Linked DNA regions of Homo sapiens: regions 1, 2, 3, 4, 6 and 7 are each linked to region 5. The links are chromatin contacts, found by Hi-C or POLR2A ChIA-PET in ENCODE. All regions are on one chromosome and are shown on one strand. The core of a region is the stretch at or near the end of the contact, and the rest is flanking DNA. Distances in the headings are between cores, read along the strand shown.

The links. Hi-C counts contacts between places; a loop is a spot of excess contacts on that map. ChIA-PET counts read pairs that join two places held with the same protein, here RNA polymerase II (POLR2A). Pooled maps may share reads with other maps.
Region 1: a pooled map shows a loop between it and region 5 (5-fold over the local background). The contact joins the promoter of ZFP82 here to the promoter of ZNF180 in region 5. A Hi-C loop is called at or near these places in 3 of 50 pooled maps.
Region 2: a loop to region 5 is called in a pooled map, with 16 times the contacts of the local background. The contact joins the promoter of ZNF260 here to the promoter of ZNF180 in region 5. A Hi-C loop is called at or near these places in 7 of 50 pooled maps.
Region 3: a loop to region 5 is called in a pooled map, with 5 times the contacts of the local background. The contact joins the promoter of ZNF347 here to the promoter of ZNF180 in region 5. A Hi-C loop is called at or near these places in 3 of 50 pooled maps.
Region 4: a loop to region 5 is called in a pooled map, with 19 times the contacts of the local background. The contact joins the promoter of ZNF160 here to the promoter of ZNF180 in region 5. A Hi-C loop is called at or near these places in 3 of 50 pooled maps.
Region 6: a pooled map shows a loop between it and region 5 (10-fold over the local background). The contact joins the promoter of ZFP14 here to the promoter of ZNF180 in region 5. A Hi-C loop is called at or near these places in 6 of 50 pooled maps. POLR2A ChIA-PET finds 5 or more read pairs at or near these places in 2 of 52 experiments (CD4-positive, alpha-beta T cell and naive thymus-derived CD4-positive, alpha-beta T cell).
Region 7: a pooled map shows a loop between it and region 5 (17-fold over the local background). The contact joins the promoter of ZNF566 here to the promoter of ZNF180 in region 5. A Hi-C loop is called at or near these places in 7 of 50 pooled maps.

The regions. Positions count from the first base shown.
Region 1 is chr19:36,417,001-36,420,064 of GRCh38, forward strand. It overlaps ZFP82 (ZFP82 zinc finger protein), which reads right to left and starts at 1,644. Exons shown (of 5, transcript NM_133466.4): 1 at 1,492-1,644. RefSeq lists an enhancer at 1,013-1,172.
Region 2 is chr19:36,526,761-36,529,566 of GRCh38, forward strand. ZNF260 (zinc finger protein 260) reads right to left here and starts at 1,511. Exons shown (of 3, transcript NM_001166037.2): 1 at 1,459-1,511. RefSeq lists enhancers at 808-1,518, 1,259-1,888, 1,519-2,227, 2,039-2,238.
Region 3 is chr19:53,157,583-53,160,456 of GRCh38, forward strand. It overlaps ZNF347 (zinc finger protein 347), which reads right to left and starts at 1,471. Exons shown (of 5, transcript NM_032584.3): 1 at 1,427-1,471. RefSeq lists an enhancer at 1,374-1,668 and a silencer at 1,404-1,653.
Region 4 is chr19:53,101,908-53,104,941 of GRCh38, forward strand. ZNF160 (zinc finger protein 160) reads right to left here and starts at 1,515. Exons shown (of 6, transcript NM_001322131.2): 1 at 1,358-1,515. RefSeq lists a silencer at 1,558-1,967.
Region 5 is chr19:44,499,044-44,501,861 of GRCh38, forward strand. ZNF180 (zinc finger protein 180) reads right to left here and starts at 1,479. Exons shown (of 5, transcript NM_001278509.3): 1 at 1,232-1,479. RefSeq lists enhancers at 749-1,247, 1,235-1,284, 1,248-1,748, 1,295-1,354, 1,365-1,574 and 2 more.
Region 6 is chr19:36,377,717-36,380,610 of GRCh38, forward strand. It overlaps ZFP14 (ZFP14 zinc finger protein), which reads right to left and starts at 1,485. Exons shown (of 5, transcript NM_020917.3): 1 at 1,447-1,485. RefSeq lists a silencer at 1,592-1,681.
Region 7 is chr19:36,488,270-36,491,069 of GRCh38, forward strand. It overlaps ZNF566 (zinc finger protein 566), which reads right to left and starts at 1,292. Exons shown (of 5, transcript NM_001145344.1): 1 at 1,217-1,292. ZNF566-AS1 (ZNF566 antisense RNA 1) reads left to right here and starts at 1,358. Exons shown (of 1, transcript NR_036504.1): 1 at 1,358-2,771. RefSeq lists enhancers at 388-1,275, 582-661, 1,222-1,781, 1,276-2,161.

The sequences.
Region 1 (3,064 bases), core at 394-2,893, 8.1 Mb before region 5:
AAAGGGAGGTTGCAGTGAGCTGAGATTGTGCCACTGCACTCCAACCTGGGTGACAGAGCAAGACCCTGTCTCAAAAAAAAAAAAAAAAAAAAAAAAAAAGAATTCCTGTTTTAGACTATTTAAGCATCTGATCTGGCTCATTTATTTTTTACTAGGAAATACTCACCACAATTGGCTTAGTATTTTCATTTTCCCCCCATCTATAGAAGGCTGATGTAGAATTGCTCCAAATCACTACTTAAGAATACATAACTAAGGTTTATTAAGTACTAACGAGGTCTCAGGAACTGTTCTAAGAACTTTACACATAGTAATTAAAAGAAGGCCCACAGAAGTAATGAAAAACATCTACCAAATGGGTATGTGCATACAGGCTCTCGGGAGGGGACCTAGGTATCAGCTCAATGGACAGGACATTTATGGAGAATGAAACAAATATTCTCATGTCCTAAGAAATAAGAATGCATTTCACAGAAGAAAGCAGAAACACCCACTCGCCTCGACCTTGACTTAAACAGGCAACAGCAATTCATTCCTCCTCCCGCTCGGACCCCTTTTCTTAAAGAATTGGGCAGGACTGGCTAATAAGGGAACCAGGCTTTTCTTGCAGCCCAGCCTCGCATAGGGCACAATGCCCCCACCGCCCACCCACACATAACCAGAGTAACATAAGAGAGATGGTGTTGTTAACTCTTCCCAGTATCAAAGAAAGGCCAGGGTCATGGATGCCCGGGGCTAGAACTGGAGTTCACAATAGCTTCCTGGAAGCAATGCTGTGGTTCTGAAACCTGCAGCTGGACTCTTCAGAGTTGTGAGTGCACGTGCGTGGGTCCGGGTCCGCGAGGAGGTGGTGTGGGAGTCCCTTCCAGGAGCAAGCCTGGGCGGGAGCGGGGGCTCGTTCAGTTCTAATATTCCTATCCCAAGGTCGGGTCTGAGCCTTGTTTCGCTGTTGCCCAGGCTGGAGAGTAGTGGTGCTATCATAGCTCGCTGCAGCCTCAATCTCCTCCTAGGCTCAAGCCATCCTCCCGCCTCAGCCTCTCGAGTGGCTGGGACCACAGGAGCACGCCATCACACCCGGCTCATTTTTTAAATTTCTGGTACAGATGGGAGTTTCGCTTTGCTGCCCAGGCTGGTCTCGAACTCCTGGCTTCCAGCGATCCTCCCGCCTCGCTCTCCCAGAGCTCTGGGATTACAGATGTGAGCCACCTGGTCCGGCCTAGTCTGCGCGTTTCTGCTGGGAGTCTTTGGCGTGCAGAAACTGACCGAGGGCCATTTCTCTGCAGCTGGGCCCGGTGTGGGCAGAGGATGCTGGGGTCAGTCACGCACTCCACGGCCACAACAACCTTCGCTCATACAATAGTCTCTGCACCCAAGTCAGCCGCACAGACTCCGTCACGTCCCAGCCCCGGCCCCGTCACGCCCACGACACACACACCCGGGCCTGAGGCGCGGGCTCCCGCCCCTCTGCGATACTGCAGTGGCCCCGCTTACCTCTCTTTACCCCCTGGGCCGCAGCGCTTTTCCTACAGATTACCAGGACCGACGCTCCGGGCCAGGACTGCTCACTCGGGGCGCGAACCCGAGGCACAGCGATGCCCGAACGGAGGAAGCCGCTGCCGGGTCACGCCACAATCCCCGGGGCCTAACGGGCTGCGCGCGGAGGCTGCTGGGAGGGCCGGGCGCGCTCACGGAGTGCGCAGGCGCGGCCAGTCTCAAGGGTCCGCTCGCTGGTGCAGCCCCTGCTCTGCGTGAACCCGGAGCCGGAGCTAGGTCCGTCCCAGCGAGGCTGCGCTTCGAGTCCCTTAGCGCCTGGGGACGGCGCGGCAGGGCCTGGAGGGGAGCGGGGACAGATGGCTGGCGCGTTAAAGAGGGGCGCCCGCGACCGCCTCTCTATAGTGCCAACTAGGGAGCCCTGTGAGCGAGGACGGCGCTGCGAGTCTGTCCCTGGCGCGCTCCTGGGTGGGATTCTTTCACTGGGTGTGGCTGTTGGGATTTGAGACCGTGTGACTCCGGAGATTCGGGGAAGCCAGTTCCTATATTTTCCATTTCTGTATTTTTAAATGGTAAAAACAATGAAAAGGAGAACAATATTTTGTGAAATATGAAAATCATACATGTCAAATTTCAGTGTCCATAAATAAAAGTTTTATTGGAACATAGCCGTGTTTGATTGTGTACTGTCTATTGCTATATTTGAGCTACAAGGACAGACTCGAGTAGTTACACAGACCAGATGGCCCACGCAGCCTAAAATACAGTCAGTTCTCACTATTCACAGTAGTTATGGTCTATAAACTTGCTACAAACACGGAATTAGTGAATACCATTCCACTGCTTCTAGGGGAAATACAGGGTTAGTTTCCTGTAAGCATCTGGTCACATTTTAGTCAACCGATGAATGCATAAGCTTATTTTATTGTGTTTATTTTCTTTTTTTCTTTTTTTTTTTTTTTTTTGAGATAGGGTCTTGCTCTGTCACCCAGGCTGGAGTGCAGTGGTGGGATCTTGGCTCACTGCAACCTCCTCCGCCTCCCGGGTTCCAGCAATTCTCCTGCCTCAGCCCCCAGAGTAGCTGGGAATACAGATGCATGTCACCATGCCCAGCTGATTTTTGTATTTTGTAGAAACGGAGTTTCACCATGTTGACCAGGCTGGTCTCAAACTCCTGACCTCAGGTGATCCACCCGCCTTGGCCTCCCAAAAGTGCTGGGATTATAGGCATGAGCCACCGCGCCTGGCCTTATTGTGTTTCTATTTAAACACTTTAATATATATTATTGATTCATTAACATTGAACTCATGGCCAACAGCTCCATAACTCATGCCTGAATGAAGCTTATCTAACACATGTATTTTTTCTGTAAGACACATGACCGCTTTCTCATTCATAGGAACATCAACAGCACTTTAGTACTACTACATTTGGGGTCCCTTTGAAACAGCAAAATCACCAGCAAAAAACAAAAATATGAGAAGCCAAGGTACTAAATGGACTGCAAAAAGGGTACCTGTTTACAGTATGAGAGCTGAAATAAGAAGATAGAGGGTCACTTTGTTTGACTTT
Region 2 (2,806 bases), core at 261-2,760, 8.0 Mb before region 5:
ATGTTTGTTGAATCCGTGGAAGCAGAGCCTACAGACACAGAGGGCTGACTGTTCATTCACTGATTCAGCAAACATATACATTTATGATTATGTGTGCTGAGAAACCTTGGTTTACAATTTGTAATGGGATATAACAAATCAAAGGATCAAACTTACTTAGAAGCCTTCTCTAAGATGTAAGTGCCTTAGAACCTGGCTAGACAGTGCTATAAATTGCTGAAACAGGTACAGAGGGGAAATAGATGGAGGCAGACTGCAGGAAGAAGGAGCCCTTTAGACATAAAGAGCTTGAAGTTCCCTGTAACTTCCAGGTGGACTGCACATTGGGCAATTAGATAATATGGATTAGGAGCTCAGGACAAGCCTCCAGCAGAAACAGACATTTATTAGTCATCTGTATTAGATGAAGCCATGGATGGCAGTGTAATGTTGTTGCTGATAGGAGTACTTAGATGATCAAGGCCAGAAACTTAGAAACACCAATAGTTAGGGGAAAAGCAGAAACTAAGTCCTGTCTTCTTTGTATCTTTTACTTTTTCTGTATATTTCAAAACTATTAACCCTGTTACTTTTTTATTTTATTGAAAAATATGTTAAGAATAAGTGTGACAAGATACTTGAATATGTTGATATGTTAAGAATAAGTGTGACAAGATACTTGAAGATAGGATACTTCTATCTTTGTATACACAAGAAAAGAATTTCCCCTATATTTACAAAAGGCTGGGGAAACCCTGATTAAATTAGGAGTGAGATTGCTGCCCTCACTGACGAACTAGGGAGTTTCTTGACCTCTGCGCTAAAGGCAGGACAAGTAGCTTCCAAATTCTGTGCCGTCTGCGCTATTGGAAACTACCTCTTAAAGATATTCCTTAGTTCAGGGTTTCTCCAAGCAACTGCACCAAAGTTTCTCCAAAGTATTAAGAAAAGTCAATGCCTACTGGGTGTACAGGCACCCAGTAACAAGTTTTTCCGAAATCTTGCCTCTTTAAAAAAATAATGGAAAGGTAATGCTGATTTTGTTTTCTACTCCACAATAGGTCTGCTTTTATATAAAAAATCACCTTTAAAATTACTTATCCGCTCAATTCCTTAGCCTTTTCCGTTTCCTATTTTCCAGAAAACGCATCTTTATTATTTTAGAAATGAGAAAAGTGAGGCTTAGAGGTTACTACCTCACAAAGCCATCCGTCCATCCTCACAAACTTGGAACCAGTTTCTCACTAACTCTGCACCCTCAACACCCCCTCACACTCTCGGTCACCCACCCGCGAACCCACCCGAACTGTACCCCTGCCCCCAGCCACACAAGCTCGGATCACCGCACATCATAGAAGGCGATTCCTCCCCTCCATACTCCCAGCCCCGTCGCAGGCACTGCAAATCCTCCCCTCCAGCGTCCCTGGCCCGTTTCAGTGTCCAGAAACCCAAGTCCCACAGGGCCGAAACCCAACTCACCGGCAGACAAAGACGACCATGGCAAGTCGGAGATTCCGCGCCTGCGCACTCCTTCCGCGGGCAGCGCTCCCAGAGGTCTCCTGGGCTGGGCCAGGCCCCGACTCAGAACCGGACGGAATCGAGAGATCTTGGCCCGTCCTCCGTGCCACTCTTTTGAGGGTAGACTACATTTCCCAGAAGGTTCAGCGGTTTGAGTCAGCTTTTCGCGCGAACTTTTCCTCCGCCAGAGCTTGTGGGACTGTCTCCCTGGCCGGGGCAGGGGTGTAAGGCCTTAGTCTTAGTTTACTCTATCCCTGGGATTGGGTAGTGGTGTAACATCAGCTTAAACACGCTGTGCTGACTTTATGTAACAGCCACGGTGCGATACTAAGCCAGGAACCCCAGGAGACTCTCAGACACGGTTCGGGAATGAGGGTAATCCCTTTGGCTGGGCTCAAGCCGGGCGCCATCTTGCTCATCGCGGGCGTGGCGCTGAACTACATTTCCCAGAAGGCGCCGCGCCCTCGGCCCCTCCCCTCGCGACTCCCGCGGCTCGGGGGAGAGCTGCACGCGACCCAGGTGCTGGCCTCTGAGCGGGTCGGCTCGGAGACTACAGGATCAGGAGGAGGTTGGAGGTGAAGCGTCTGGAATCCGGTGCGGAGGTTGAGACTGAGTATTAAGTCTGTTCAGGCGGAACGCGCCGAGAAGGGCGGTTGTGAAATTGTGTTTTTGTGAATGTATGTCCTAGCACAGTGTGTGTGTGATTGTGATTGTGTGTGACACCTTGTGTACGGATGTGGGGAGGACTCTGCGGGTGTCCCGTGAGTCCCTGTGTTAGGACTGTTATTGTGTGACTGTGTAACGCTGTGTGAGGGTGTGGGTTAGCTGTGACTGTGTGCCCGCGGTGGGTGTGTGATTGTAACTCTGTGACCATATGTTCGTTTGTGTGCAGATATAGGGAGCTTTGTACTTATGTAGTTGTGACTCTGTGTCCTTGTGTGGGAGTATGGAGGGTGGGTGCTTGTGACTTTGTGTACAGTGGTGGGTGTGTGACTGTGAAGCATTGGGTGTGCGTGGAGTTGAGACTGTGTTTGTGTGTCTTTGACCAAATGTCACACATAGTCATATGTGAGAGCAGAAGACAGCTCGGCCCCGTGATAGTAAAGGGGATTTTTCTATGACACTGAGTTTTGAGTTGGAAGCCCCAGTTTCCTCTGATAGCCCTCCCATGGCGGGGGAGGGGAACGCAGAGTAAGCTCTGGCCTTGTCATTTGGGCCCTAGGGGAGGTGTATTGTCTCCCTTCTCATTTCTGTCCTCCAAGAGAGGTTCCCCAGAGGAGAGGAAATAACGGTTGTGATATCTAAAAGC
Region 3 (2,874 bases), core at 221-2,720, 8.7 Mb after region 5:
CAGTCTCCATATATTTCTGCCTCTTTCTTCTCCCATCTCTGCTCCCTCTGTTGAATCTCCTCTTCCCTTCTACACCTCTTGCCCCACTCTCTGGCACCCCCAGATCCCAGGCCTCCCCCTGCTGTGGTTCTCCTTCTGCTCTCCTCGTCACCGGCTGTCCCCTCTTGCTGTCCCAGCACCACGCTGCTTGTCTGCCCTGGCTCCAAATCCCTCCTCCTCTCCCGGACTCTGTCTGAGGAGCCTCCCACTTTCTGGCCCTCTCCCTACCTTGCTGTCCTTCATGTCTCTGGACATCGAGCTTTTCTCTACATTTCCCCAGTTGCTTTTCTCCTTCTGCCTTCTCAGCTCCTTCTCTTACCATCTGCAAATCCCTCGCCCATCCTCTACTTTGCCATCTGGTTACGGGTTTCCCTCACTCTTTCCTCTCAGTTTTTCTACTTCTCTCTCTGTCTCTGCCCCTTTCTCTACCTGCTAATCCCCTTGGTCCACACATTCACAGGAAGGTTTGGACTAAGACGCCTGCATCTTGGAGGAGCGCATTTTCCAGGGGCTGGAGCTGGGCAGGCAAGAACACCGGGTGTCACAGGACAGGCCCCGGGCACCTCCCCAGCGCGGGCTCAGGAGAAGCGGGGACTGCGAAGGGGAGGCCTGGGGAGCAGCAGGGCCCGGCACGAGGAGGAGGGAGGTGGCGGGGCGACGGCGCCTTAGAAGAGGGGTGGGGTCTGCAGGATGCCAGGACCAGGCAGAGGACGCGGCCTCGCCGGTACCGGGGCTGAGGAGCTGCGCTCCAGGGGCCGACGAGGGCGAGGCTGGGAGGCACCCAGGGCGGGAATCCACCTCGCGGGCGAGGACTTTAAAAAGCCCGGGGCGGGAGGAGGGGTCAGGAAAGGGTTTTAAGCGGGAGGAAGACGCGAAAGGCCGGGGACAGGGAGAAGCCTCAGAGCTACTTCAACCCAAAGAGAAGCGACTCCGAACCCACACCGCGAGTCAGCTGGGGTGGAGGGCGCGGTGCGGGGATCTTAAGGTCTGTAGCTGCCGGGCGCAGTGGCTCACGCTTGTAACCCCAGCACTTTGGGAGGCCGAGGCGGGCGGATTACCTGAGGTCAGGAGTTCGAGATCAGCCTGGGCAACACGGTGAAACCCCGTCTCTACTAAAAATACAAAATTAGCCGGGCGTGGTGGCACATGCCTGTAATCCCAGCTACTCGGGAGGCTGAGGCAGGAGAATCGCTTGAACCTGGGAGGCGGAGGATGCGGTGAGCCGAAATCGCGCCATTGCACTCCAGCCTGGACAACAAGAGTAAATCTCCGTCTCACCAAAAAAAAAAAAAAAGAAAAAAAAAAAGGTCTGTAGCGAGCCCGGGAACTGGCTGCGGAAACGGGGCACGGCGGTTCGCAAGTTTAATCCATACTGAGGGACACTCACGCTCGGCGGCGTCACCCGCACCCAACACGATCCGCTTCCGGAACTGCAGAAAACTGCGCGTGCGCGGAAAAGAGCCCGGGCACTCTGGGGGCGGGGCCTGGGGAGAGGCGGGGTCTGCGGACGAAACGCTGGGGCGGAGCTGGGGCGGGGTCTGCGCTTCCCTCAGCCTGCCTAGCCCGCAGTCTCATTTTTCCCGGTTTAGAAACGCTGGAGTGTTCACTATGTCCCCGGGAGCACCGTTCCAATTTGAAGCAGTTTTAAGGTGAAAGAATAGACTTACGTGGACCACTTATGATAGAAACCAAAATGATTTCCTCTTACCAAGTTGAAAACGGTTTATGTTAAAATTGTTTGCCGGCGGGTTGGACCCAGTCCTGCTAGGGAGTCTGCTGCAGCTCAGGAACGGGGATCTGGGAATCGGGGATCTCGGTCTGGGAACTGGGATCTTAGTGGAGGATCCACGAGGCACGGCGATTGGATCCAGCAATTCCTGCAATTAAAATGTATTTAATTTAACTAAAATGTCTGGAAATTATCTCTGAGGATGATTCAAAGTAGAATGGGAAATGCAGCATCCTACCTGGACGGATATGCAATTTAATGCAGTAGCCCAACAGAACCTCCTTTACATTTCAAATCCCCATTCTCCCCAGTGGAAGAGTCAAGCCTGTGCTCAATTCATGGGAAGGTTAAGGCCGATAAGTTAGATCACCAAGGGCTGCTTTATTGTTCTTTAAAACATATATTTTTGTAAAGATGGGAGTCTCGGCCCAGGCTGGTCTCCAACTCTTGACCTCAAGCAATCCTCCTGCCTGGGCCTCCAAAATTGCTGGGATTACAGGAGTGAACTACTGTGCCCAGTCAACTACTGATTTAAACCATGTGAATTTTTAAAAAATAGAGATAAACTGCATTATTTTTGCTTATATTCGTTATTCCGTTCCACACTTGAAATGACTTAACCACAAACAACTTTGACATAATCTTTCTTTGCATCAAAATATGCTTAAATCAATAATTTCTAAATATCATGTAATTTCAAATTCACTTTATGGGCATTCTGAAGGGAACTTGACACAGTACTTTTTATTTTAAAATTGTAATCTATATTGGGTCTATTTTTTTGTTTTCTGTTTCTTAATGTTCTATCAGATGTGGATAACAGAGTGTGGAAAATAGTCACCACATGACAATTGGATTTATTTTCGCCTAAAGAATAGTTTTCCAGTATTTCTAACGTACCATCCCAGTACATTGACTGAACTAAAGACTCACAGGGATACCCTTTTTTCATGTTTATAGAGAACCTAGTTTATACCTGCTATTGTCTTATGTACATTTTCATGTCACACAATTTTATCTCCAAACAACACCCTTATTTATATACACCGTATAGTTTTCACTTTAACAAAATATTAAACGTTTCATCTGGGTTACAATATATGAAA
Region 4 (3,034 bases), core at 265-2,764, 8.6 Mb after region 5:
TAAATAGAGAAATCAAATTGTCATATCCAATCTCAACTCACCTCTCACCTGGCCCCAGGGCGCCCCTCTTTCTTTATAACTATGTGTTCCTCTCCCCCATTTTGTGCCTCTCACTTTCACCTTGTCTCTCCAGCCTTTTTCCCCTTTTATCTTCCCCCTAGGATTCTGACGATGTTGTGCCTCTTTTTTCTTCTGCTGTTTCTCCCTTCTTTGTTTTTTCCCCTTATATCTGTTCTACTCCATTCTTCCAATTTGTTTCACCTCTTGTGGCGTTTTCTTTCCAATCTTTTCATCGTCCCAATCTCCATCTATTTCTGCCTCTTTCTTACCCCATCTCCGCGCCTCCTCTGCTCTCCCTGTTAAATCCCCTCTTCCCTGTTACACCCGCTTATCCCCACTCTCTGGCACTCCCAGATCCCAGGCCTCCCTGTGTTGTGGTGCTCCCTCTGCTCGCCTTGTCACCAGCTGTCCCCTCCAGCTGTCCCAGCACCACGCAGCTCTGTCTGCCCTCGGCCAAATCCTTTCTCCTCTCCCCCACTCTCTGTCTGAGGAGGCTCCTTCTTTGCTGTCCCTCTCCTTATCTTGTTGTCCTGCATCTCGGGACATCGAGCTTTTCTCTACATTTCGCCAATTGCTTTTCTGCCCCTGCTACTTTCTTGACTGCTTCTTTCACTCTGTCGCTGCAAATCTCTCACCCATCCTCCACTTTGCCATCTGTTTATGGGTCTCCCTCATTTTTCTTTTCTCTTTCTTGGTTTTTCCATCTCCTCTCAGTGGCTCTTTGTCTCTCTTTCTCCTGATTCCCTTGGGCCACACATTCACTGGAGGGTTTGTAGTAAGATGTCTGCATGTTGGAGGAGTACATTTTCCAGGGGGTGGAGCTGGGCAGGCAAAAACACCGGGTGTCACAGGACGGGCCCCGGGCACCTCCCCAACGAGGGCTCAAGGGAAGCGGTGACTGCGAAGGGGAGGCCTGGGGAGCAGCAGGGCCCGGCACGAGGAGGAGGGAGGTGGGGGGCGACGGCGCCTTAGGACAGGGGTGGGATGTGCAGGATCCCAGGACCAGGCGGAGGCGCGGCCTCCCCGGGACTGGGTCGGCGGCGCTGCGCTCCAGGGGCCGACGAGAGCGAGGCTGGGAGGCGCCCAGGGCAGGCGGTGAGGACTTTAAGCGATGCGGGGCGGGAGGAGGAGTCAGTAAAGGATTTTAAGCAGGAAAATCCTGCTTAAACGTTTAAAAAACCGGGAAAGGCCGTGTTTACTTGGCCCAAGGCAGAAAGACCGGGGGCAGGGACCAGCCTCAGGGCGACTTTAACCCAAAAGGAAGCGTCTCCGGGCCCACACAGCAAGGCCTATTTACCTGAGGTGGAGGGTGCGGTGCGGAGATTTTAAGTCCGTAGCGACCCCCGGGCATCGGGTGTGCGAATGGGGGACGGCGAGGCGCAGGTTGAGTCTACACAGAGGAACACTCATACGCCATGGTGTGATGCTTGCTCCGCACGATCCACTTCCGGGTCTGTGGGCAACTGCGCGAAGGAAAGCGACCGAGCGGCCCGGGGCGGGGTCCGAGATGGGCGGAACCGGAAAAGGGCGGGGCGTTGAGAGAGCCGGGCTGAAGCAGGGGCCGCCAGGCAGGGACCCCAGGGAAGGAACGGGGAGGAGCCACCGGGGAGGGGTGGGGAGTGACCAAGTGGAGGGACCCGGGGGCGGGCCGGGGAGGAGCCGCCGGGGAAGGGCGGGGAGGAACCGCGGGAAGGGACCGCGGGGGAGGAAGGCGAAGGGACCGCGGGGGAGGGAGGCAGAGGGACCGCCAGGAAGGGACCCGGGGGAGAGGCGGGGCTGGACGGGACACGTTAGGGTCTGCGATTTCGTGTGATGCCCACAGCCCAGCGCCCAGAGCCATCTGTAGTGTCTTGTGGAACGGCGTAGATGTTTCAAACGGTTTCAAGTTAAAAGCACAGTTGTGTAGGTTATTTTGGAAACCAAACTGCTTTCCTCTTAGAATGGAGGCGGTTTATGTTGAAAGCATTTTTTGCTAGCGCGTTTACCCAGTAATGTTATTGACGCTGAAGCAGCCCAGGAGTCTGGGAACATGGGTTGACACGGAGCGGTGATGGCATGCTGGAAAAGTTTCTGCGATTAAAATTAAGTAATTTAAAAGCCCTGAAATTAGCAGTAACTTTTAAAAAATAGATATAAATTGCATTGTCCTTTTTTATACTTACTATTCTATTCCGTGCGAGATGACAACCTCAAACGCCTATACTTTTTTTTTTTTTTTTTGAGCCGGAGTCACGCTCTGTCGTCCAGGCTGGGGTGCAGTGGCATGATCTCTGCTCACTGCAACCTCGGCCTCCCGGGTTCAAGCAATGCTCCTGCCTCAGCCTCCCGAGTAGCTAGGATTACAGGCGCCCGCCACCACGTTCTTTAGCGGAGATGAAGTTTCACCATGTTGCCTAGGCTGGTCTCGAATTCCTGACCTCAAGTGATCCACCCGCCTCAGCCTCCCAAAGTGCTGGGATTACAGGCGTGAGCCACCATACCTGGCCCCAGGAACTACTTTCACCTACTGAATATATATTAAGTCCTTTGCCACAAAAAGATAATATACATAATTTATCTCAGAACAATTAAGATATTTACCACTGTAAATGACAAATTCAGACTTAGAGAAGGAAGATTTTATTCAAAAGGACTATTGCAATAGAGAGAATGTTCCAATCACAAGATCTGAAAATGTCCAAGAGACACAAACTAAAAAGCTTTTTTTTCTTTTTTTCATATATGGAGGAGTAAACAAGGCTAGAAAGCACAAGCACAAGTTATGAGGCTGTGGATGAGCACTTGGCATGACTACAGTTATTCAGGGAAAGTTTGTTATGTTATGTTATGTTATGTTAAAAATGTTACATATTTCTTGGAGAGAGTCTTGCTCTGTCACCCAGGCTGGAGTGCAGTGGCGTCATCTCTGCTCACTGCAACTTTTCATCTACCAGGCTCAGGCAATCCTCCCACCTCAATCTCCCCAGTAGCTGGG
Region 5 (2,818 bases), core at 229-2,728:
TCAGGTACCCACAGCCTCTGTGTAGGTTCTGGGGTCAACTGCCCCACTATTTGCCCGCAGCCAGGACACTACAACAACTAAACAGTAGCTTGAGCATACAGCTCCATAATCAGCCCCAGGACTTGGGCACTCGCCAGCGTGGGGGTTCTCGAGCCTACGATACAGCAGCTCAATGGGAACTGGGCCCTTTGTCCTTCTCTTGCCCAATCATGACGGCCTGGGTGTTGTGCAGTCAGCTCTTCCCGGGACCAAATCTGCAGCACAGGCTCTGTCCCTCTACTAACCTGCACATTCTCACGCCTGCAAATAGCGTACCCAAGTAAAGGTCTCAGCAACACCTGCTTCATAACGATGCTGGCAACATACTGCTTCCTCCCCAGCTACCAATTTGATGGCAGCTGTTGCAGCTCTGTCCTTCCTGGACTTAAATTCTGTATCTCCAACCCGGAGTCTCTGCCCATCTTGAATGCTCTAGAGCTCTGCACTATCCTACATAGGTCCCTACTATCAGTTCAAGTTTCTGTTTTCCATTCAGACACCCCCAGGACGTGCAGGGGGCCCTCTGCCCAGAACCTGTTTCTAGGCCCTGATACCCTCCTTCAGCCTGGGAGTTTGCTGCCCATGGGTAATTCCCACCAAGGGTTCACTAGCAACACTGCCTCTTCTGGCACAAGAATCTGCAACTCCAATCTGGTCTCTCCACCAACCACAGCGCCCCCAGACCTTGGAGAAGCGCGTTGTCTGCTCTAGGGGCCCAGAGCCACCTGCTCGGAATCTTACCTACAACCTTTTGCTTCCTACCCAAATACCTGATCAAGAGTAAAGGGACAGTGGCACAGCCCCTCCTCTCCAGAAACCACAATCTGCAATGGAGCACTCCATCAACCCGGACATCCTCAGGCCTCCACTAAATAAGCCCGGCATTGGAGGAGGGGAGTTCTCAAGATGTCCCCTTACATCAATGCATGTGCCCTGTGTTCCAGCAACCTGGGCATCCTCAGGCCCCAGACAAGAGCACCACCTGACCAAGCACCCGCGCATGCACGCAGAGGACAGTCGCGGAATATACAGCTGTATCAGTAACTCCATCAACCCCGGTGACCCGAGGCTAAAGCGCCACCCGCACAGATACCAGGTCTCCCCGCTACACTCACCACCGCTTCCAGCTTCCCGCGTAGACCCTGCGCATGCGCGCATCGGACACCAAGCGCTGCCCCACGCCCCTACCAACCTGGGCGTCCGCTGGCCCGCAGCCCAGGCTGGGCCTGTCACCGCCTCAGTGCCTAGCACGGCTCTGCGGCAGGACGAACTCGGGTTAGGCAACCCCCTGCCCCGATTCTGCAACACGGCCGACTCGGGTTAAGCTAGTTCGGTCCCCTCTCCTAGTCAGCATCCGCAAGGCCGCTGGGGGTTAAGTCTGAAGGGCCGAGCTGCTCGGCGACAGCAAGCGTCCGCGCGCGGGACAATGGCTGCTCTTGTGGCCGAACCCGGAAGTGCACTTGGGCTCGGAGAGCCAGAACTACAATTCCCAGAAGCCTCCGCGGCGCGGACGGTCAGTAGGCGGGGTTCCGGCTTCTCCAAGGAAGTGGGGCGGGGGACCGGGCCAGAAGCTAAGAGGGCGTCCTCGTCCGGGGCCCGGGGGGGCGCCACACCTGTGCATGTGCAGGTCTAGGGGGAGCACTAAGACCAGCCGCGGCGCCGGGAGGCCGAGGCCAGTGCAGCGACGCATGGGGAGTCGCTCTGGCGTGACGTCAGAATCCAATAGAAATGGCGGGGACCCTTTCTGGGTGCCCCCTGCCTGTCAGACGCTGCGCGCGACCCCTTGTCTCCTCTAGTCCTAGGGGAAACCTGTGAGACAGTTGCGACATCCCCATTTTACAGTGGAGGGAGCGTCTACCGAACCCTTCAGGAATCTATGTTTTTACATTTAATAATACTAAAATATAATCATTTTATTTTTAAATTTTGAGTTCTTTCTCTGCCTATAAGGCCTGAAGGATCTGTTCCCCCCACCTCTCCCCTTTTCTCTGTTTTTGTTTTGTTTTGTTTTGTTGTTTTGAGACGGAATTTCGCTCTTGTCGCCCAGGCTGGAGGGCAATAGCGCGATCTCGGCTCACTGCAACCTCCACCTCCCGGATTCAAGCGATTCTCCTGCCTCAGCCTCCTGAATAGCTGGGATTACAGGCGCCAGCCACCACGCCCGGCTAATTTTTGTATTTTTAGTAGAGACGGGGTTTCACCACGTTGGCCAGGTTAGTCTCCAACTCCTGACCTCAGGTGATCCGCCCTCGGCCTCCCAAAGTGCTGGGATTACAGGCGTAGTCCCCTTTTCTCTTTGCCCTCATTTCTTGCCCATTTGCTTGGCACATTTTCCCCATTCTCCAACAGATCCAGCAGACTCCAGCCCCTGGTCGTTTGCAGGTGCTCTTTGCACTCCCTAGCAGCCTCTCCTGAGGGATTCATTTGGCTCTCACCGTCTGGTAATTAGGGGAATATCATCTTCTCATGAGGCATTGCCCCACCACCCGTTGTGAACTTGCAAGCAAACGCTTCCCTCCCCACATGCTCTGTGCCTCCCCCTTCATCTTTTATTTTTTTCTCTAAAGAACTTTTCACTATCTAGCACACTATATATTTTAATTATTTATTTGGTCTACTGTCCGACCTACCACTACGATGTCAATTCCATAAGGAAAAGCATTTTATCGATGTTGATCACTGCTGCATCCCCAACACCTAAAAAAAAAAAAAAGAGAGAGACCTGGCACATAATAGATGCTCAATAAATATTCGTTGGCTAAATAAAGGTTCCTGTCTC
Region 6 (2,894 bases), core at 235-2,734, 8.1 Mb before region 5:
ATCCCTGTAGTTCTAGCTACTTGGCAGGCTGAAGCAGGAGAATCCTGCTTGAACCCGGGAGGCGGAGGTTTCAGTGAGCACATCGTGCCACTGCACTCCAGCCTGGGTAACAGACCCAGACTCCATCTCAAAAAATACAAAAAAAAACAAAACAAAACAAACCTACTGGAAAGGGGTAGGAATTGGAATCTACCTTCATCACCCCATCATTCACTGGGAAGGAAGGCCAAAGCACCAGGTCAGTGGACAGGACATTTCAGGGGTTAAAGTCTAACTAGCTGAAGATTAACTGGAACAAGCCCGCATAGTCTGACAAAATCATATCTATTGACTGGCAGAAAGGGAGAAAATTCCACAGGAAGGGTTGGAATAGAATGGACGAGAGAGACGAGAAAAGCTCTTTCGTAAACGGTTGAGTTCCAGCTGAAAGATTCTAAGGAGGATCTAATGACAGCTGCAATCTGGAATGGCTGCTGTTTCCGAGGTGAGATTAGGAGAGGCAGGGATTAATGAGATATTGAATGCAATCATGAGTGTAATCAAGAGGGTATCCCCAGTAATAAAATGAAAACAGCAAAGCAAGTCTAGAACATCACTGGTAAGAAAACTGTAATCTCTCAAAGAGGGAGTCATTATGCCATTTTACAACTACTGCACCACCTGGGGAGAAATCATGTTTTCTATTAATTTTGCAACTGGCTTTATCTGTCTCTTCCTTCCTAGCCTGATTAATGACAGAGCTGCTTCATTGTTCAGTCCGAGCTGATTTTCATTCCACAGAAGAGGAAAGCAAATGCCCCCACGCCCAGAAAAAATAAAAATTACACTTCATGGAACAAAACGGAAACACAAACTCATCTGGATGTTGACTTGTCTATATGCAACAGCAATCATTTCCTCCTCTCCCCGCTGCCTTCCTAAAGAACAGCAGGATTGGGAAAGGAGACGGGAATCTTGAGACCGCGGGCCTTTCCTGGAGCCGGCCTTGGCTGAGCAGGACACACCCCCGCTAGCGCACTTGCTCCCTCCGTCTACTGCGCGCAAAACCCGATGGAAATAACAGGGAGCCTGGAATAAAGCTGACCCTTTCCCGTATCAGAGCGAAAGGCCAGGTACACGAAGACGGGGCTGGGATCTGTCTCCGAGTTCCCCGCAGTTTCCATGGGAGGGAGCTCGGGTAAAGCTGTGCAATCTGCAGTTCTTCAGACTGCGTCTTTTTGTTTGGGGGCCTTCATTCACTCCGGGGTTCCTGTATCTAACTCGGAGCCATTCCGGGCCGCTGGACCTGGGCGGCTCTGAAGCGAGAAGGCAGAGGACGCAACAGGGCACCCGGCGCCCAGTCAGCGCCACAAACTCCACAGCTACTGCCTCCTGGCTCACACTGAGGTCTGCGCCGCCCCCGCGCCACCCCCGCGCCCATTGCCTCGGTGCAAGCGACCAACTCACCTCTCGGAGCCGACACCAGCAGCGAAGCCGGAAAGAACTGCGAGCGGAGGCCTGTGGGAAATGTAGTCCGCCGATGGGAGGGACTGGTTCCAGCCCCAACGGGCTGCGCGGAGTGCGCATGCGCGGGGGCCGGAGCCCCGGGTGCGCTCGGGGCGGGAAGGCCCTCCGCGCTGCGTGGGGCTGAGGCGAGCTCGGGCTTGCGTTTGCTTTTGTCGCTGAGGAAGACTTTTATTTGTTTATTTTCTTGAGACAGGGTCTTACTCTGTCGCCCAGGCTGGAGTGCAGTGGCGTGATTAGAGCTCACTGCAGCCGCGACCTCCCGGGCTCAAGCGACCCTCCCACCCGAGCCTCCAGAGTAGCTGGGACTGCAGGCGCGCGCCACCACGCCCAACTCATTTTTTAAGTTTTTATAGAGACCAGATCTCCCTATGTTACCCAAGCCGGTGTCGAACTCCTGGGCTTAAAAGATCCTCCCGCCTGAGCCTCCCAAAGTGCTGGGACTACAGGCGTGAGCCACCAGGCTCAGCCGCGGAGGATTTAGAAAGAAGTTTTGGCACCAGCAGATGCCTAATATGTGTACTAAACACCTACCAGTTACTCACTGCATACACCCAAGCAAGGTGTGGGCACACATCAGGCATGCAATGAAAATACTCTCAAAGCCCACCAGAACCTGGAGCAGGACGTAAACCTAGAAAGGTCGCTCGTGCTCACTGCCCTCTCCCTTTCTCCCACTCTGTCTCTGTCTCTGTGTGTGTGTGTGTGTGTGTGTGTGTGTGTGTGTGTGTGTGTGTCTCGTATCTCCTGCAGTTGTGAATGTATTGTTCTACTAAAAATACAAAAAATTAGCCGGGCGTGGTCGCGCGCGCCTGTAATCCCAGCTACTCAGGAGGCTGAGGCAGGAAAATCGCTTGAACCCGGGAAGCGGAGGTTGCATTGAGCTGAGATCCGCCATTGCACCCCAGCTTGGGCAACAAGAGCGAAACTCCGTTTCAAAAGAAAAAGACTAACTGGAGAGGTCTGTCTCCAATGAGACTGAATTTGTCCTGTCCTGCGTTCCTTCAGGAAAGAAATGGGATAAGCCCACCAGGGACCACCCTGAGGCATCTTCTGTATCCCAAATTCTTTGATATATTAGTTAATACATGAAAGAATTTGTTCTTTCCTTAAGAATATAAAACTTTAGAAGATATTTGAAAATGCCTCGGCAATCTGGTTTCATTTTGCAAACAATAGGATATGCATGAAATAGGAGATAAATGAAAAATCTGAGCTACTTTATAACTACTAAGAAGGTGGCCAGACGCGGTGGCTGACGCCTATAATCCCATCACTTTCGGGGGGCCGAGGCGGGTGGATCACCTGAGGTCAGGGGTTTGAGACCAGCCTGGCCAACATGGTGAAACCCCGTCTCTACTAAAAATACAAAAAAATTTAGCTGGGCATGG
Region 7 (2,800 bases), core at 42-2,541, 8.0 Mb before region 5:
TTTATGGTAGAGTTAGGGTCTCACTATGTTGCCCAGGCTGGTCTCCAGCTCCTGGCCTCAAGTGATCCTCTCACCTTGGCCTGGCAAAGTGCTGGGATTACACGCATGAGCCTCCACACTTGGCCTACAAAAATTTTTTTAACTCTTGGAACTATGCTTTGGTAGGGATATGGAGCAATAAGATATTTCAAACATTGCTGTTCAAGTACAAATTTGTGCAGCCACTCGGGTATATATTTTGACACTGTTTAGTAAAGTGGAAGATATATGAACCGGCAATTCTGCTGGTAAATAAACTCAAGCATGTGTACCCCATGTGAAAGAATGTGGCTGTGTTGTTTATAAAATGAAAAGCTATAAATAACTAATAGGGCATCATTACTAGAAAGGATGAATAATTGTGGTATACTTCAGAAGGGAGAATATAGCAAAGAAATTGAATTAACCGCGATTTTATCTAATAGGGATGATTCACAGAATTGTAAAAATAAACCAAAGACAGTATGACAACATTCATATAAAGTTTTAAAACGGGGAAAAACTGGAGTATAATGCCTAGAGAAGTATACGTAAGTGATAAAACCTCACACTGTGTGACTTACCCTGCCACACAAACCTGATCACACTCCCACCATGGGGACATTCAGCTACAGACAATCCACGCCCAAAGCAACAGGGTCGCACACGCAGGGCCTCTATCGGTCACATAAGCACAAGTGCACGCTTACCGAGGAGGCAGTCACAGTCACAACCACATTGTCACAGTCGGCGCACACCTGTACCGGGTCACAGTCACGATCACACATTAACCACAGCCACACACACAGATAGAAACATGCAGTTACTCGCAGGTATCCCCACCTGAACTCTGCCGCACACAGTCACACAGCATATAGTCGCACACCACTACGGGGACAAACGCAGTAACACTCAACCAGGCACAAGCTCCCCACAGCCGCACACACAATGCCGCACGTGGTCCTGCTCCCTCTCACACACACACCAGCAGCCACAGTCTCCGAGGCCGTGCTGCACACGGTGTGAGCGTTGGAAACACACTCATCACAAGGGCAGCCTGTCACAATCGCGCGATCATTCACCACACACCTCCACACAGACGCAAGCGCACGCTTTCAATCTCACCTCCACCGCCGCACAAAGCCGAGGCTTGGCCCCCGGCCCCGCCCTCTCCCGGGTTTCTCACCTCAGGCCTTACCAGCTTTCGAAGCAGCAGAACCCTCCCCGGCACTGGGGTAGTTGCTGGTAAAGCCCTGAGGGTCCCGCCAGCGCGTGAGTTGGAAGCTGAATTACCGCGAGAAGTACAGTCTTGCCGAGGAGACCTCTGGGAAGCGTAGTCAGAGACGTATCAAGGCCGGACAAGATGGTTCCCGATCGTCAGAATTCCTGTCCGCGCCTTGCGTCAGCCCCGCCGAAAGGATCGCCCCCCCTAGTCAAACCGCTCGCGCCCCAGAGGCCTCATGGAGTCCCGCCTCAGGCTCGGGCCTTGGCCCCCAAAGAAAGCCACTCCGACGTGTTTGAGATGGGCTTAGTTCCCGGACCCGTCCTACTGCCCCCAGGCGCTGGACAGCCTCAGAAAGAGGACAAGTCTGCATGGAAAGATAATCGCACAACTGAGCCTTCTGGGAGATGTAGTTCGGAGCTGGGAAGGCGGTTGGACCCTCCGAAAGTCATCTTAATTGCTCTCACAGATAAGCCGGTGCTGGGCTGCCGGCCTGAGTACTGTGCGCCCAGAGTGCGCAGGCGCAAACATCCTGGGTTGCTGTTTTGGCCTCTTTGTTCGGGCGTGAATTTTGTTTATTGCTCCTTAGTGCAGAGGGGTTATGGGACCAGAGGTTGTGAGACTCAGAAGTGGTTGGGGACGCAGAAGGGGTGTAGACCAGGAACCTGCGACCTGATGGGGGGAGGTCGAAGGGAAAGGAATCGCCAAACGTGGGACAGGTTTGGAGAGGCAGAAAGAGAGGAGTCTGAAATTGCAAAGGGCAGGTGTTATTCTGACTTCTGTGTGCTTTGTGATAAATGAGTGGGGCAGGAAGTAAGAGGAGTTTCACTTTCTCCTTCTGCAATTATTTGTGTACTTGGACTAAGTGTATCTCATGGCCAGTATTTGACTGCTTTTGACCTATAAAGGTATTGTATACACAGTCATGCATAGTTTAATAATAAGGATATATGCTCTCCCCACGGTCTCCCTCTCCCTCTCTTTCCACGGTCTCCCTCTGATGCCGAGCCAAAGCTGGACTGTACTGCTGCCCTCTCGGCTCACTGCAACCTCCCTGCCTGATTCTCCTGCCTCAGCCTGCCGAGTGCCTGCGATTGCAGGCGCGCGCCGCCACGCCTGACTGGTTTTCGTATTTTTTTGGTCTCCACCAAACACAGGGTTTCGCTGTGTTGGCCGGGCTGGTCTCCAGCTCCTAACCGCGAGTGGTCCGCCAGCCTCGGCCTCCCGAGGTGCCGGGATTGCAGACGGAGTCTTGTTCACTCAGTGCTCAATGGTGCCCAGGCTGGAGTGCAGTGGCGTGATCTCGGCTCGCTACAACCTCCTCCCAGCCGCCTGCTTTGGCCCCCCAAAGAGCCGAGATTGCAGCCTCTGCCCCGCCGCCACCCCATCTGGGAAGTGAGGAGCTTCTCTGCCTGGCCGCCCATCGTCTGGGATGTGAGGAGCCCCTCTGCCTGGCTGCCCAGTCTGGAAAGTGAGGAGCGTCTCTGCCAGGCCGCCCATCGTCTGGGATGTGGGGAGCGCCTCTGCCCCGCCGCCCCGTCTGGGATGTGAGGAACGCCT